Linked DNA regions of Homo sapiens: region 2 is linked to region 1. A link is a loop called in an ENCODE intact Hi-C map of the cell type or tissue named here. Cell type or tissue: gastrocnemius medialis. All regions are shown on one strand.

Region 1 (8,000 bases):
AAAAAAAAAAAAAAAAAAAAAAAAAAAAAAAAACTGGCAAATTATTAAAATAAATCATACTCATGGTTAGTTATGAGCATCCAGTCTTTCTAGTATCCTGTAACTAAAGAGTTGCTTTCTTACTGTTAAAATGGCATCGTAACATGGGCCCAAATATCATGTATACACCTTGTTATACAGAAAGTTTATTTTATATCAACACCCATTCAATTACTTGCCATATCCTCACTTCTCCCAAAATCGACATTATAAAAAATACGATAATTATTTTCTATTCAGTGCCCTCATACTTCTGATTCTGTACATTGCTGTACTTCTTTAAAACCTCTCAGAGTTTAAATTTGTTTGCAATACTATCCTTTAGTTTGGAAGCAATGTTTTGTTACTGTCAAGATAATCTTAAACTATTAAAAGCCTTTAAATCCAGCTGATTCTCAGAAATTCTTCCACCTATAAAACATGAGAATTATAACCAAATTAACAAATCAGATATCAGAATGCCAAAAATTAAGTCATTAAAAGAGAATCCAGTGAAAGAGCCAGTTGTGAAAGAACAGGAAGTGATGTACACTGCCATTTTGTAGATGAACTATTTAGAAACATAAGAAGTGCCATACTAATCTAGAATCAACTCAGACTAACAGCTCTCAGCATTTTCTTTCTGACAGTGGCATCAGAGGTCATCTGAAATAACCCTCAGGCAATTTTTCCTTAATAATGTATTTATCTAATTGATCATGAACATACTTTTCCACTTTTAGGCAACATTCCTACCAGCTATGAAAAAAGAGAGTTGTTTTTTTTTCAGTTGTCCTTAGTTATAGCATGCTGAAATATAGCAAGTAAATAGTTAACCTACACCCTATGTAAATCCTTTAAGTTTTGTAGCCTCTATTGATAAATCCTCTCTGCCTACAACTTCCCAAGGTAAAAGCAGTCACTCCTTACTGAGCAGTATGCTTCGATCAACACATGCTAGTATATATGAAATAATTATCAACAACAAGCCATAATACGGAGAATCAGACTTCCTGGCATAATTTGCCATAATGGAGAAAACTCTACATATCAACAACATGCAGCTTTGTCCCATGAAATAAATACTCAAATGAATAGTGTTATTTCAATGAATTGAGATGACCATTAAAAGGGAATAAAGAAAAGAGAATTCCATCTTCTGAGAAAAAAAAATAAAACTTATTTAACATACCATGTCTCCTACATCAAAATCATGATATAAAATGACAGAAACTAAGTTAGTGCCTAGCGCTACTACTAACACCTTTAAATCCCTATCTTAAAACAGGTTTCAAAATGCAACAAACACACCAAAAAAGCTCTATTGGACAACATTTAATGACAACATAAAATGTAGATGGCATTTGAAGTATTTAAAAATAAGTCACTAAGTAGAGCTGAAAACACTAAATACACCAAAGACAACTCATTATCTGTACACATTTTAGTCTTCTTCTTCACTTTGGGAAAAAATTAATTCTATTAATAGTCATATGTGGAATATTTTGAAATCACATCACCAGTATTTACTAAACACTTGAAAAAAATGTATCATCAGTACATGGAGACTTGAAAACTACTCTTTGGTCACAAAAAGCACTTGGCAGCACATTTCCAGAATGTTTAAATTTTTATTTCTACTCAACTAAGAACAAAACCAACAAGTACTACTGTAAACCAGATAAGATGATCTGCTTTCAGACAAACATGACAGGTAGCAAAAGAAGTGAAAAATGACTGACTACAGAAAATAGATCATAGAATAATTAGGCAGATTAATAAGAACAAAGAAACAGCTGCAGAAAGGTTTGTAACCTTACCATTTTAAAAAAAATCCAATTTCAATATTATACACAACAGTATCAACCCTAAAAATTCACAGCTTAGGGAGAAATGCCCTGAATCAGACAGGCTGTCTGTATGTAATAATTGTTAATAATTTTTTTTTTTGAAACGGAGTCTCGCTCTGTCGCCCAGGTTGGAGTGCAGTGGCACCATCTCGCCTCACTGCAACCTCCGCCTCCCGGGTTCAAGCGATTCTCCTCCCTCAGCCTCCCGAGTAGCTGGGACTACAGGCGCGTGCCACCATGCCCAGCTAATTTTTTGTATTTTTAGCAGAGACGGGGTTTCACCGTGTTAGCCAGGATGGTCTCGATCTCCTGACTTCGTGATCCGCCCGCCTTGGCCTCCCAAAGTGCTGGGATTACAGGCGTGAGCCACCGCGCCAGGCCAATAATTCTTCATGAACTACAAAAGTCATAGAAAAAGAAAAGGGAAATGAGGATGAGGAGGTACAAAATTATTTTATTTGAATTCTAACTAAAATCCAACCTGCTCACAAAAAATGTCAATCCAGACATCTCTCAAAAAGAGAGACATCAAAACTGTTCTAACAGGAGAGGTGTCCCTCTCGAGAGGCCATATCCCCCAACAATAACACCAGAACAGATACACTTCCCATGGACAGATCTCAGGGGAAGAGTATTAAAACGATACTGTCGTCGATTTAAAACCAAAGGAAAAAGAGTAACCTTTTCAAGGGAAGCGCCATTACTTCCCTCTCCTGCTCCCCCTCCCTTCTGTGTATACATGGGTCTGTGTATGAAGAAACTGCCTTGGACTTCTGCAGCATTGCAGTAGACTAGAGGATGGGGAAGGGGGAAGGGTACGGGGAGAGAAACGCTTCCATCGCCCCTACAGAAGAGGGGTATAGATTTCCTGTGCTAGGGGGTGGAATCCACCCAGCAAGCCACCCAGAGCAGTCTCCCTTCCCAAGAATACACAGACACTACAAAGGAGAAGAGGAGCAAAGGCACCAGAGGGGAAGGGGACCTCGCGCCTTTAAACCGGGGTGCACATCAACCCAGTCTCCCTGTGAGGGCCACACCTTCCTCGAAACATCCCCCTTCCACCACCCCTTCCGGTGACCCTCAGGAAAAAGGAATGGAATTGCTCTCGCCCCTTAAAACCGGAGGGCGCCCAGCTCACCAGCTTCTTCACCCCACCCACAGAATCACAGACCCTCCTTTTCTCCCTCCCCCACCCCACTCCCACATCCCTTCTTCCACACACAGGCCCGAGTGGGCCGAATTTCCCCGCCCCCCTCTATATCCCCCTTTCCCAAAGCAGAGGTGCCCTTACCCTTTCGCCGACAGGTCTGGGGCGGAGCAGGCAGGCGCAGCCCCCTGCAGCGCTCCGGTAGCCGCTACCCTGGAGGGTGAGGAGTGAGGAGGAGGAGGGGGCCCGGCGACAGATCGCCGCCCCCCACCCCCGAGCCCCAGCAAGCCGCCCAGCCCAAGCTCTGCAACAAGGGGCGGCGGCGGCGGGGGGTGGGGGGGGGGGCGAGGGGACGACCGGGGTCGAGGAGGCGCCCTCAGCGCTTGGGCTCAGTTAAGATGGCGCGGGGAAGTGCCGGGAGCCGTCTCCGTCGCCGCCTCGGGGGAACCGGCCCGGGCCTCGGCCGCCTCTAGTCCTCACACAGCCGAGGCCCTCTCGGTCCCCCGCCGCGGCCCCTCGGCGGGCGGGCCCACGCGCAGCCCTCCGCCACCAACACCACCCCTGGTAAGGAGGCGCTCACAAAGGGAAGAGAGGCCGCGGGCCGGCCGGCGGACGGCGGGGCGGGGTCCCCCGGGGCCGGGAGGCCTCAGATGTTCGCGAGTGCCTAGTGCTTTCGGCCCGCGAAGGGCGCAGGGCGAGCGGGACCCCTCCTCTCTCCTCAGGCAGGCGGCGGCACCGACTCAGTCTCTTTGCCACCCTCCCTCTCTCTCCCCGAGCCCTGAAGCCACAGAGCCCGGCCGCTGCCCAGCTTCCCCCCCTTTACCCGACACCACTCCCCTCCTCCAGACCGTCATCCCCCGTCTCCGATCTCGCGAGATTTTCCGCCTGACAGGCCGGACCCTGCGCGAGACACGACTACATGCGCGCGCGCGCGCCCTCACAGGAGCGCGCAAGGCTTGCTACGGGCAGAGTTGTCCCGGTGGCCCGGAGTTCCAGCCTCTGTCCAGCATGGCCTCACTGAGTTCGCGGAGCTTCTAATGCCACGCGGGCGTCAGGTGCATTCATTTCACCCCGGAGATCTGAAGAAGAAGAGTTTATCTGCATTCCCCTTCCTTCCTGCTTCCCACCTCCAAAGCCCGCCACTGATCCTGCGAATAAGTTTGCCCTGAAGTGTGGAATATCCCATTCCTGCACAACTCGGTTCTACACCCCCTCCCCCGTGGGATTCAGAGGTACACTGGGCAGCGCAATCAGTATGCAGTTGAGTTTTTGAGATTCTAATAGTTGATACTAATTCTTGGAACGACAGTAAGACTTGGAAATACAGATCTAAGCCACCCTATATATTGGTGATGTAGAAAAGAGATAACTTCTTGAAAAGTGTCTGTGGGTTTAGTAGGTTGAGTAATGAGAAGTTTTGGAACAAGAGCAGCAAACAAACTAAAGACTCCTATGCAAAGAAGAAGTAGAGTTTTTATTCTTTTATCTCAAAACTTTTTTTTTTTTTTTTAGGGAAAACTCCCTCAGTACTTATTCAAGAACCTAAAAGTGTAAGGCCGGGCGCGGTGGCTCACGCCTGTAATCCCAGCACTTTGGGAGGCCGAGGCGGGCGGATCACGAGGTCAGGAGATCGAGAGCATCCTGGCTAACACGGTGAAACCCCGTCTCTATTAAAAGATAGAAAAAAATTAGCCGGGCGTGGTGGTGGGCGCCTGTAGTCCCAGCTAGCTACTCGGGAGGCTGAGGCAGGAGAATGGCGTGAACCCGGGAGGCGGAGGTTGCAGTGAGCCGAGATTGCGCCACTGCACTCCAGCCTGGGCGACAGAATGAGACTCGTCTCAAAAAAAAAAAAAAAAAAGAGAGAACCTAAAAGTGTACACAAAGTGTAGTCATAAAAAATCTTGGTTCTTTAACCAACAAAACGACTGAAATAAATAAACCTGTTATATGAGTTTCATGAATAAAAATTAACTCTGGGCCGGGCCCGGTGGCTCACGCCTGTAATTATAGCACTTTGGGAGGCTGAGACGGGCGGATCACCTGAGGTCAGGAGTTCGAGACCAGGCTGGCCATAGTAGATCTGTGCTCCAAGGAAGGAGCATGTTGATCAGACCTAAGCAATCCGTGTATACAGTGTATGTATGACCTTCCTCTAGTCTGGCTCAGGGATGGGCACATGATCCAATTAGAGCCAATGGGTACAATAAGATTTTCTCTGGCTTTTTGGGAAAGAAACTTTCTTATTTTCTCCCAAAAATGTAATATATATATTGAACTCCCAAAATGGAATCCAGTGGTGTGATCCTGGCTCACTGCAACCTCTGCCTCCCAGGATCAAATGATTCTGCTACCTCAGTCTCCCAAGTAACCGGAACTACAGGCATATGCCACCGTGCTGGCTAAGTTTTGTATTTTTTGTAGAGATGGGTTTCGCCATGTTGCCCAGGCTGGTCTTGAACTCCTGGCCTCAAAGGATCCACCTGCTTCGGCCTCCCAAAGTACTAAGATTACAGATGTGAGCCACCGTGCCCAGCCTATGATTTTTCAATGAGCAATAATCACACCTCGGATAAATCTCATTGGCTACAATACTGCCACTGCACAAAGTTTCTGAAATTTGATGATGATGATAACAAAAATAGTGAAATAGTTAACACGTATTGAGTGCTGATTATATGCCAGAGAGAGTTCTAAACACTCTACTTATTTACTCCTCACAATAACCATATTGGGTGGGTATAATTATTATTCCCTTTTAGAAATGGTGGAACTGGGCCTGGCACGGTGGCTCATGCCTGTAATCCCAGCACTTTGGGAGGCTGAGGTGGGCAGATTACCTGAGGTCAGGAGTTCGAGACCAGCCTGGCCAACATCGTGAAAAAAATTAGCCGGGCATGGTGGTACACGCCTGTAATCCCAGCTACTCAGGAGGCTGAGGCAAGAGAATTGCTTGAGCCCAGGAGACAGAGGTTGCAGTGAGAGGAGATTGTGCCACTGCACTCCAGCCTGGCCAACAGAACGAGACTCTGTCAAAAAGAAAGAAAGAGAGAGAGAGAGAAAGAAAGAAAGAGTGGCACTGAGGCACAGAGAAGAATTTTGATTAACTTGTCAAAGTTCTTATAGCCAGTTTGTGGTGAAGCCAGTTGTCAAACTCAGCTTTCATCCAGAACCACTGTGTTCTTTTTTTTCTTTTTTTCTTTTTTTTGAGACAGAGTCTCACTCTGTCGCCCAGGCTGGAGTGCCATGGCGCGATCTCAGCTCACTGCAATCTCTGCCTCCCGGGTTCAAGCAATTCTTCTACCTCAGCCTCCTGAATAGCTGGGACTACAGGCGCGTGTCACTGCGCCCGGCTAATTTTTGTATTTTTAGTAGAGACGGGGGGGGGTTCACCATATTGGCCAGGCTGGTCTCGAACCCCTGATCTCGTGATTCACCCGCCTTGGCCTCCCAAAGTGATGGGATTACAAGCTGAGCCACTGTGCTCGGTCTATATTCTTTTTTTTTTTTTTTTTTGGGACGGAGTCTCGCTCTGTTGCCCAGGCTGGAGTGCAGTGTCACGATCTCAGCTCACTGCAACCTCCACCTCCCGGGTTCAAGCAGTTCTCAGAGCCACTACATTCTATTTCCTTGAGAGAATGTAAGGACTGGAATTGCTATTGCCTTTTGCTGTGAAGCCCCAGAACAAAGGCAACTCAGTGGGAAACACATTCTGGAGATAAAACCAGATCACTGAAGCCCTGGAACTAACTCTGTCTGAAGTCAGTCCTGACCCTGGAGTTTTTAGCATTTGTGTGCTAAAACATTCCCATTTTTCTTAAGCTAACGTTGGGTCTGGTTCTCTTTTGTTTGCAACCAAATAGTCCTCACACAGAACTGTTTATTTTTTGGCCTTTCCCACCAGGCTGTGATCTTCACAAGCATATGAATATTTGTCTTATTTATATCTATGTCCACAAACTTAGCATAATGTACATAATGACATTCAACAAATGTTTGCTATCAGTTCAATAATTCTGCAGACATTTTCTCCTATGTGTCAGAAATTGGGTTAGGTGTGGGAGATGTCAAGAAGAGTGAGTGAATGAAAGCTGTTTGCCTGGAGTGTATGGAAGAATAGCTGCTGCAAATGTTAGTGTGACAGAGAACTCTAGGAAAAGGTGTACACACATGCTAGAGTTCTCTGGAGGTTACTGTCACTTTGGCACTATGTGCCTGGCCGATGGGTATTTCTGGAGTCTTACACATGTCAAATGTTTTCAGGATTGTCTAAGGTTCTAAGAATGTCTAGAAGTCACCTGCTTCCCAAACTGATGTACGTATCGGAGTTATAGCCGGTCCTGTCATGTAAATGATGTGTTTTCTGCTATGCTTCTCTGTGTCTCTTGACTCCCAAAAGCATATACTGTAAAATGAATATGCCCTACCCATGTCTCAGACTTATAGTGAAGATCCTGTCTGGATATGAAAGTTCTGTTGTATCCAGGTGATAGCTGCTTTATTTCACCTGACCACAAGTGCTAATATATTCTACTCTAGCTAGCATCCCCACAAAAAACGTATCAGTTAGCCTCACTAGCAGTTCTATTCCACTTGTAGTGAACATCTGTTATTCTTGTCTGTCCCAAATTTCTCCCTCTTCTTCTGGCAAAAAGTACCCTATGGCCGGGTGTGGTGGTTCACACTTGCAATCCCAGCACTTTGGGAGGCTGAGGTAGGTAGATCACTTGAGCTCAGGAGTTTGAGACCAGCCTGGTCAACATGGGGAAACCCCATCTCTACAAAAATTAGCTGGGTGTGCTGGTGTGCACCTATAGTCCCAGCTACTAGGGAGGCTGAGGTGGGAGGATCACTTGAGTCTGGGAAGTTGAGGCTGCAGTGAGCCCTGTTTACACCACTGCACTCAAGCCTGGGTGACAAAGTGAGACCCTGTCTCAAAAAAAAATTTTTTTAATTACTCTACAGTTCTTAGAGAACTTTCCTGTCTG
Region 2 (8,000 bases), 730 kb before region 1:
TTCATTCACATTCTGTAACGCTACTGTTAAAACAAGGCAAGACAGAAGAATAGTATAGGTTTGAAGGTCAGATAGGCCTGTGTTCAAATCCCAATCTTGACACTTATTTATCAGCCACATGGCCTTGAACAAATTACTTAACCTGAGCTTCAATTTTCTGACCTGTAAAATGGGAATAATAATACATCAGAGTGATCCTGAAGATCAAATAAAGTATAATGAGCACACAGGAATCCTCAGTATATTAGTTTCCTTTTCATATTTCAGTTTGCTTTATATTCATGTTCACATGTCTGTCTTCCCCACTAGACTAGACACTGGTTGAAAGCAACACTATATAAGGTCCCAAAAAAAACTGTTAAAGCGTACCACATAATAAAAAGTATATAGGCTATATAGATGCAAAACTGATCAACTCTTAACCTATTGTAGGTATTAAATATCTACTAATGCAACGACATAATTAAAAATTCAAAAGTTGTAATTAGTAACTTCCTCAATATTCCATTTGAAAATATTCTAGTTGGCTACGCAGAAATGGAGATTTAACTAGTAACCTTGATTCATTTCTTATGGTCAATTATTCTAATATTTTATGAAGAAATAAAAACAGAAAAATGGAAGAAAAACTTAAGTCACTGTTAAGGGGGAAAAAATCCATTTTAAGAAAAATGTGATTCTACAACTACATGGATAAATCTGGCATTATACTGAGTGGAGTAAGTCAGACATAAAAGAGTACATACTGTATGATTTTTTTTATATGAAATTCTGTAACAGGCAAAACTAATCTAGTGATAGAAATATGAGCATTTGTCTGGGGTAGCAAGTGGGGAGGTAGACTGACTGCAGGAGGGTATGGAAAGCCTTTTGGGAGAGAGGGAAATGTTCTAAATCTTGATTGGGGCATATACATTTGTCAAAAATCATCAAGCTGTACACTTAAAATCTGAGCATTTTATATGTAAATTATACCTCAATTTTTAAAAACTGTGAGCCATAAAGAGCCAATGTCTTCAAAAGTAGCAAAGAAATATCAAATATGTTAAATTATCCACCCATGCTATTATATAATAAAAACTGAAAACCGGTCAGGCACAGTGGGTCATGCCTGTAATTCCAGCACTTTGGGAGGCCAAGGTGGGTGGATCATCTGAGGTCAGGAGTTCGAGACCAGCCTGATCAACATGGTGAAATCCCACCTCTACTAAAAACACAAGAATTAGCCAGGCGTGGTGGTGTGTTCCTGTAATCCCTGCTACTCAGCAGGCTGAGGCAGGAGAAACGCTTGAACCCAGGAGGCGGAGGTTGCAATGAGCTGAGATCGCACCACTGCACTCCAGCCTGGGCGAAAGAGGGAGACTCCATCTCAAAAAAAAGAGGCTGGGCATGGTGACTCATGCCTGTAATCCCAACACTTTGGGAGGCCAAGGCAAGTGGATCACCTGAGGTTAGGTTCAAGACCAGCCTGGCCAACATGGTGAAACCCCGTCTCTCCTAAAAATATAAAAATTAGCTGGGCGTGGTGGTGGGGCACCTGTAATCCCAGCTACTCAGGAGGCTGAGGCAGGAAAATCTACTAAATACAAAAAATATTAAAAATACTAAAAATACAAAAAAATAAAAAAATAAAAATTAGCCAGGCATGGTGGCAGGCACCTGTAACCCCAGCTACTCAGGAGATTGAAGCAGGAGAATCACTTGAACCTGGGAGGCAGGGGTTGCAGTGAGCCAAGACTGCACCATCCCACTCTAGCCTAGGTAACAAGAGCGAAACTCTGTCTCAAAAAAAAAAAGAAAAAAAAATATTAAAACATGATGGGAGTATTGGAAAAGCACATATTTACTGGGTGCGGTGGCTTACGCCTGTAATCCCAGCACTTTGGGAAGCTGAGGCAGGCAGATCACCTGAGGTCAGGAGTTCAAGACTAGCCCGGCCAACATGGTGAGACCCTGTCTCTACAAAAATACAAAAATTAGCTGGTCATGATGGCAGGTGCCTGTAATCCCAGCTACTCAGGAAGATTAGGCAAGAGAATCGCTTGAACCCAGGAGGCGGAGGTTGCAGTGAGCCGAGATCGCGGCATTGCACTCCAGCCTGGGCAACTGAGCAAGACACTGTTTCAAAAAAAAAAAAAAAAAGAGAAAAGAAAAGCACACATTTGGGATTGTTTCTGATATATAACTGTGGGTTTCACAGAAGTAGTTTTGGCTGCTAAAATAGAAAATGTTGATATTAGATGTTACTGTAGTACTATCAAGAGTAACTATTCACTACCACGATTATAACTGAGCAATTACATTTGGCAGACACTGAATTTAAAAAAAAAGTAGCGTTGTTAAGAACTGTTATATAGTGATCTTAGCTCATGGTTAACAAATTAAAAACTGCTTTGCTAATAAAAATTTGTAGAAAATTGGTGACATCTTAATAACTCATACCTAGGGATCTTTACACCAACAATTTTGTTATGACAATTTCAGTAGTCTGAAAAGACCGTGTATTTGTTTAAAGGTAAAGTTTGCAGCTTTTAGAGGGAAAAAAATCTTTAAAAAATCGGTGGAGCTGCTTTCTTTACACCTTCCTTTTTGACAATTCTGTAAATTATACTCCACTGTACTGACAAATAACAAAGGCAAAGGTATCAGAGTCACAAGTTCAATTTTTAAAAAATTTACATTTCCAACCATGCACGAGTAAAACATAGGTTTCCTTACCTCATCATCATCATCAGAATCATTCCCAAACACTGATGGTTTTTGCAAAACAGGGTGCAACTGCTGTGTTTTCTTTGGCAAAATAAGCCCATACCTGCATATATTTTTTTTGAAATAGAAATTAAACCTTTATGTTTAAATGTTAACAAATACATCTACTACCTCTTCCACATGAAGCTACCAAATCAAAACATGTCATAAGCTTTATGAACACGTAACAGACTGTTTTTGCTTCTCAGTGATCTCAAAATTCTAACATGCCGTAAGATTCTATAATTACTACTCTAAGTGATCATTTGTGGACACGGGCCAAACTCGAATACCATTTTTATCAAAGAAGAGAAGTAAATGAAAAGTTCAGAAATGTTTTAAGATGGCGAAGTGACAGTAACATTTAAAAAAAAAAAAAAAAAACATGTGTAGTGGAAAGTTTAGTTCATGTCCACTAAAGATTTTAAAATGCTTTCAACTATCCTTGTGGTCTAAACAGTCAAGAAAATGGCTAGATTTTTTTTCCTACTGTGTACTTACACAGTTTCTAAGAACTGACTGGATAGTGTAACTCACGAAAATTTTTAAAAGATAACTGAGAAACCCAAGTAGCCATGGGGCAAGTTCGCATTACACTTTATTAAGATCATGTGCTTTGCCTCGGAGCATCTGAGAGAACCATCCCATCAGATCCAACTCCTTTAGTTTCTCACGTTTTGGCCTTTAAGATGCGGAGATCACGGGAGGCCGCATCAAAAGTAAGGATTACACATCAAAGGTAAAACTTTCAAGTACGTACAGTATTTGTCTCTTTTGCGGCAACGTATACCCCAATTTCCTATATGCCTACCCTTTTTCTGTGGCTTCTCAGAACAATATTCCTAAAACGAGAAGGAAGGGCGGGAATCAGGACTTGAGCTTCTGCCAAGGAGAACAAGGCCCTCTAAGGAAGCCAGGAACTGTCTCTCTTCACACTGCCCCTGAGAGCATCCAAGCGGGGAGAAACTCAAGCGCGGGTTAGGAAGCAAGACTGAGGGGCCTCAGACCGAGCTTTTGGAAAATAGAAAAGTCTCGCTCTCTGCCCCTCAGCCTAACTTCCTTTATTTCCTCACAAGTTTCTCCCTCAAACTTCGGGCTTCCATCCGGGAAAATGTACGGGGGAGGGGAATCTATGTTCCTCAGGACTTCTCGTTTTTTCCCGTCTCTACCCTTGACGACACAGTCCCTTCACTTCCAGCGCATTTAAAACTCCTCGGCCAAAGATACAGTCGCCGTAGTTTCTCATCCCCCAGCCTGACCCTAACTCCCGGATCACTCACTGCCTGCCCGGAATCGCCATCTTGCTCCCGTGTCCGCTGAACGTGGCCGACGCCTCCGTGACGCTGACGCCGATGTCGTCACGTAAACTCTCGCGCGGCTTTGGGTGGCCCGGATCCTGCTTGTCGGTTGAATCGCTGGTTTGAGTCACTTCTATGGTACTGGGAATCGGATCCAGTGACCTCTGTTTTGTTTCGGAGCCCACCGGCTGCCTCAAAATCTGTAGGAGAAAGGAATGACAACGTTCTAGGCCAGTTGTTCGCAGTGTGTGGTTCTGGGACCAGCGGCATCAGCAACACCGGAGATACTGTTAAAATGACAAATTCTCGGGCCCTACCCCAAACCTGCAGAATCAGAAACTTTGGAGTGAAGCGAGTTATCTGAATTTTAACCAGCGGGTAATTCTGATAAAGTTTGAAAACCACTGCCATGGCTATCGATATTCCCCCTACCCCCTTCCAAGTGTTCACTTTAACTGGTTCAGGATAATTAGGCGAAAAATGAAAATCTGTGTATTAATAATACCTTACATAGGACCAAAATTATTATTAAAAAAAAAATTTTTTTTTTGAGACGGAGTTTCGCTCTTGTTGCCCAGGCTAGAGTGCAAAGGCGCGAACTCGGTTACCTCAACCTCCGCCTCCCGGGTTCAAGCGATTCTCCTGCCTCAGCCTCCCGAGTAGCTGGGATTACAGGCATGTGCCACCACGCCCGGCTAAGTTTGTATTTTTAGTAGAGACGGGGTTTCTCCATGTTGGTCAGGCTGGTCTCGAACTCCCGACCTCGGGTGATCCGCCCGACTCGGCCTCCCAAATTGCTGGGATTACAGGCATGAGCCACCGCGCCCGGCCCAAGGACCAAAATTATTAATAATACTGTTCACGGGCCATTGGGTATAGGAATCAGGATCATATATGATACTTTTTTTTTTTTTTTTTTTTTTTTGAGACGTAGTCTCGCTCTTGTCGCCCAGGCTGGAGTGCAGTGGCATAATCTTGGCTCACTGCAACCTCCGCCTCCCAGGTTCAGGCGATTCTCCTGCCTCAGCCTCCTGAGTAGCTGAGATTACAGGCGTCCGCCACCATGCCTGGCTAATTTTTGTATTTTTTTAGTAGAGGCGGGGTTTCACCATGTTGGCCAGGCTGGTCTCAAACTCCTGACCTCATGTGACCCACCCGCCTCAGCCTCCCAAAGTGCTGGGATTACAGGCGTGAGCCACCGTGCCTGGCCCATATATGATACCTTTTTGAAAACTCTGCCCACATCTGTGCACTCATTCACTCTTGGTTCATTCCCAGCTAGTCTCAGAGCAGCCAAAGAGATCAATTACTGAGATAAGGATGTTGAAATCTCCAACTATAATTGCGAATTTGCTTCTCCTTTCAATTCTATCAGTTTGTGTCGTGTATTTTGAAATTAGGTATGTAAACATTTAGGATTGTTACGTTCTCTTGCATTAACCTCTACTAACCTCTATAGCATTAAGAAGTGGCCCTCTTTATTCCTTTATTCTTCTTTGTCTGCTTGGTCTGCTATCAATATAACTAGCTTTCTTTTGATTAATGCTAGCATAGTGTATCTTTTTCAACCCATTTTAATCTATTTGTGTATTTACATTCAAATTGGATCACTTGTTGACAGAAAATAGTTGGGTCTTGCTTTTTTATCCAGTCTGACAGTCTCTTCCATTTAATTTGGATGCTTAAAACATTTTCATTAAAGTGACTATGATTGCAGGCTGGGTGGGGTGGCTCAGGCCTGTAGTCCCAACACTTTGGGAGGTTGAGGCCAGCATGCACAACATAGCCAGACCCCATCTCAAAAAAAAAAAAAAAAAGTATGATTGCTATTTGTTTTCTATTTTTCCCAACTGTGATTCAGCTTATGATTTTCATGCTTCAGCCTCCTTTGTTGGTTTATTGACCATACTTCTTTGCTTGTTATATAAGCTGTTGCTTTAGGGTTTCTAATATATGTCTTAAACTTATCACAATCTGCCTTAAAGTAAGAATCTACCACTTTGTGTATAGTATAAGAAGCTTAGAAAAGTATACTTCCATTTTATCTCCTAGTTTTGTGCTATTGTCACTATGTCATAAATGCACAATAAATTATTTTTGCTATAAAAAGTAACTTGGTTTTTAAAAAGATTTTTTTGAATAGGAAAAATACGTTTACCCACATATTTATCATTTCTGGTGTTTCCATGTCTTTGTATAGATTCAGATTTCTATCTAGTATAATATTTTTAAAAATATTTTTAAAAAGTTTTATTGAGCGATAATTCACATATCATACAATTCATTCATTTAAAGTGTGCAATTCAGTGGGGTTTAGTATAGTCAAGTTGTATGTTTAGTATAGTCATAGTTGTACTACCCTCACCACAATCAATTTTAGTTTTGTTTTTGTTTTTTGAGACAGAGCCTTGCTCTGTTTCCCAGGCTGGAGAGCTATGGTGCATCTCAGCTCACTGCAAGCTCCTGGGTTCAAGCCTCCTGGGTTCAAGCGATTCTCCTGCCTCAGCCTCCTAAATAGCTGGGATTACAGGCGCCCGCCACAACACCCAGCTAATTTTTGTATTTTTAGTAGAGACAGGGTTTCTCCATGTTGGCCAGGGTGGTCTCAAACGCCTGACCTCAGGTGATCCACCCGCCTCAGCCTCCCAAAGTGCTGGGATCACAGGTGTGAGCCACTGCACCTGGCCAATTTTAGATTATTTTTAATACCCAACAAAGAAACCATATACCTATTAGTCACTCCTATTTTCCTCCAAATCCCCCAGTCCTAGGTAAATATTTTATGTCTATAGACTTGAAGTTCTATCAGTTTTAGCTTCATGTATTTTGAAGCTCTGTTATTAGGTTTAAGATTGTAATGTCTTCTTAATTGACTTTTCATTATCAAATAACCTTTATCATTATAATATTCTTTGCTCTGAAATCTACTTGTGTGATATTATAGCACTCCAGTTTTCTTTTGACATTAACTCTAGGGAAAGCAAAAGGATGTACAGGAATGGAAAATAATTGTAATTTACAACATGGCTAAGCTGTAAATAGCATACATAATCATGATAATATAAACACTGAATATTGATCTATTCTGATTACATTACCATGTAATAATATTGGGAAGAATGGATGGGAAGCGTGTGTGTATATATGCTGAGGAAGGAGCTAAATCTTTGTATTGTATACTGGGAGATTAATAGATATTGCCTAAATCGGAAAAACAAAAGTAGCCACACAAGCATGTAATTTAACAATATAGAGGTAAATGTCAAAACCACAGCTAAAATAGGGGTTGGCAAACTTTTTCTGCAGTCAGATAGCAAATAGTTTAGTCCATGTGACCCATATGGTTTTTGTGGCCACTACTCAACTCTGCCCTGGTAATGTGAAAGCAGCCACAGACATGGGCATAGCTATTCCAATAAAACTTTATTTACCATACCAGGCAGCTGGCCAGATTTGGCCAATGGGCTGTTTACCAACTCCTGAGCAAAAAGAATTGAAAGTAGCTGACTCAGAAGCAAGGAAAATAAAGGTAAGGTGGGGCTGGGAAATGCTGTGGTCTCAACAGACCTTGTATAACAGAATGACTTTTTATGAGTATGTGTTACTTTGCTTAAAATAAAGAGTAAAAAATAAAGCCCCCTGCCAGGGCTGCCTGCCTCTTGCTTGAATAGACTGAATGGGGAATTAGTTACCCATAATTACCCAGGGGAGAACTCAATATCCTACATAATTTGAGTTTTTCAATTGTTATATTCTGTATTCTTCCATTGCCTTTGGGACATTTTAATGAAGCAGTCATGGGATTTTCCCTAGGCTAGAAGGGACAGTTTCTCAGATGCAGTGTTGTAGAGTCTGCAGCAGTGGTGGTAACTGCAGCAGTGAGTAAGGGCACAGAGAAGCCTCTTAACATTTTAGAACCCAACTTTTGAAACTTTAACAAGAAATGCTGTAAGG

Evidence for each region. A loop is a pair of places that touch in the nucleus more often than their neighbours do. Peaks named below come from ENCODE experiments on the same cell type or tissue, not always from the same donor. Only the 100,000 strongest peaks of a DNase experiment are listed, where the experiment ranks them.
Region 2: a loop joins it to region 1, with 2.6 times the contacts of the local background. A loop is called at or near these places in 2 of 110 quality-filtered maps.

The regions. Positions count from the first base shown.
Region 1 is chr17:29,386,184-29,394,183 of GRCh38, reverse strand. It overlaps TAOK1 (TAO kinase 1), which reads right to left and starts at 3,821. Exons shown (of 20, transcript NM_020791.4): 1 at 3,160-3,821. MIR4523 (microRNA 4523) reads right to left here and starts at 3,522; the gene lies at 3,454-3,522. It also overlaps the pseudogene RNU4-34P. RefSeq lists enhancers at 2,416-2,655, 3,816-3,905, 4,026-4,265 and a silencer at 3,306-3,775. In gastrocnemius medialis, no CTCF peak of the experiment used is centred here; DNase peaks (open chromatin) are centred at 3,037, 3,883 and 7,224; H3K4me3 peaks cover 2,500 bases; H3K27ac peaks cover 2,809 bases.
Region 2 is chr17:30,112,892-30,120,891 of GRCh38, reverse strand. NSRP1 (nuclear speckle splicing regulatory protein 1) reads right to left here and starts at 4,076. Exons shown (of 7, transcript NM_032141.4): 1 at 4,029-4,076; 2 at 2,719-2,812. The coding sequence starts at 4,048. It overlaps MIR423 (microRNA 423), which reads right to left and starts at 3,813; the gene lies at 3,720-3,813. It overlaps MIR3184 (microRNA 3184), which reads left to right and starts at 3,732; the gene lies at 3,732-3,806. RefSeq lists silencers at 3,644-3,713, 3,650-4,251 and enhancers at 3,964-4,063, 4,094-4,193, 4,214-4,333, 3,366-4,565. In gastrocnemius medialis, no CTCF peak of the experiment used is centred here; DNase peaks (open chromatin) are centred at 3,671 and 4,111; H3K4me3 peaks cover 1,995 bases; H3K27ac peaks cover 2,143 bases.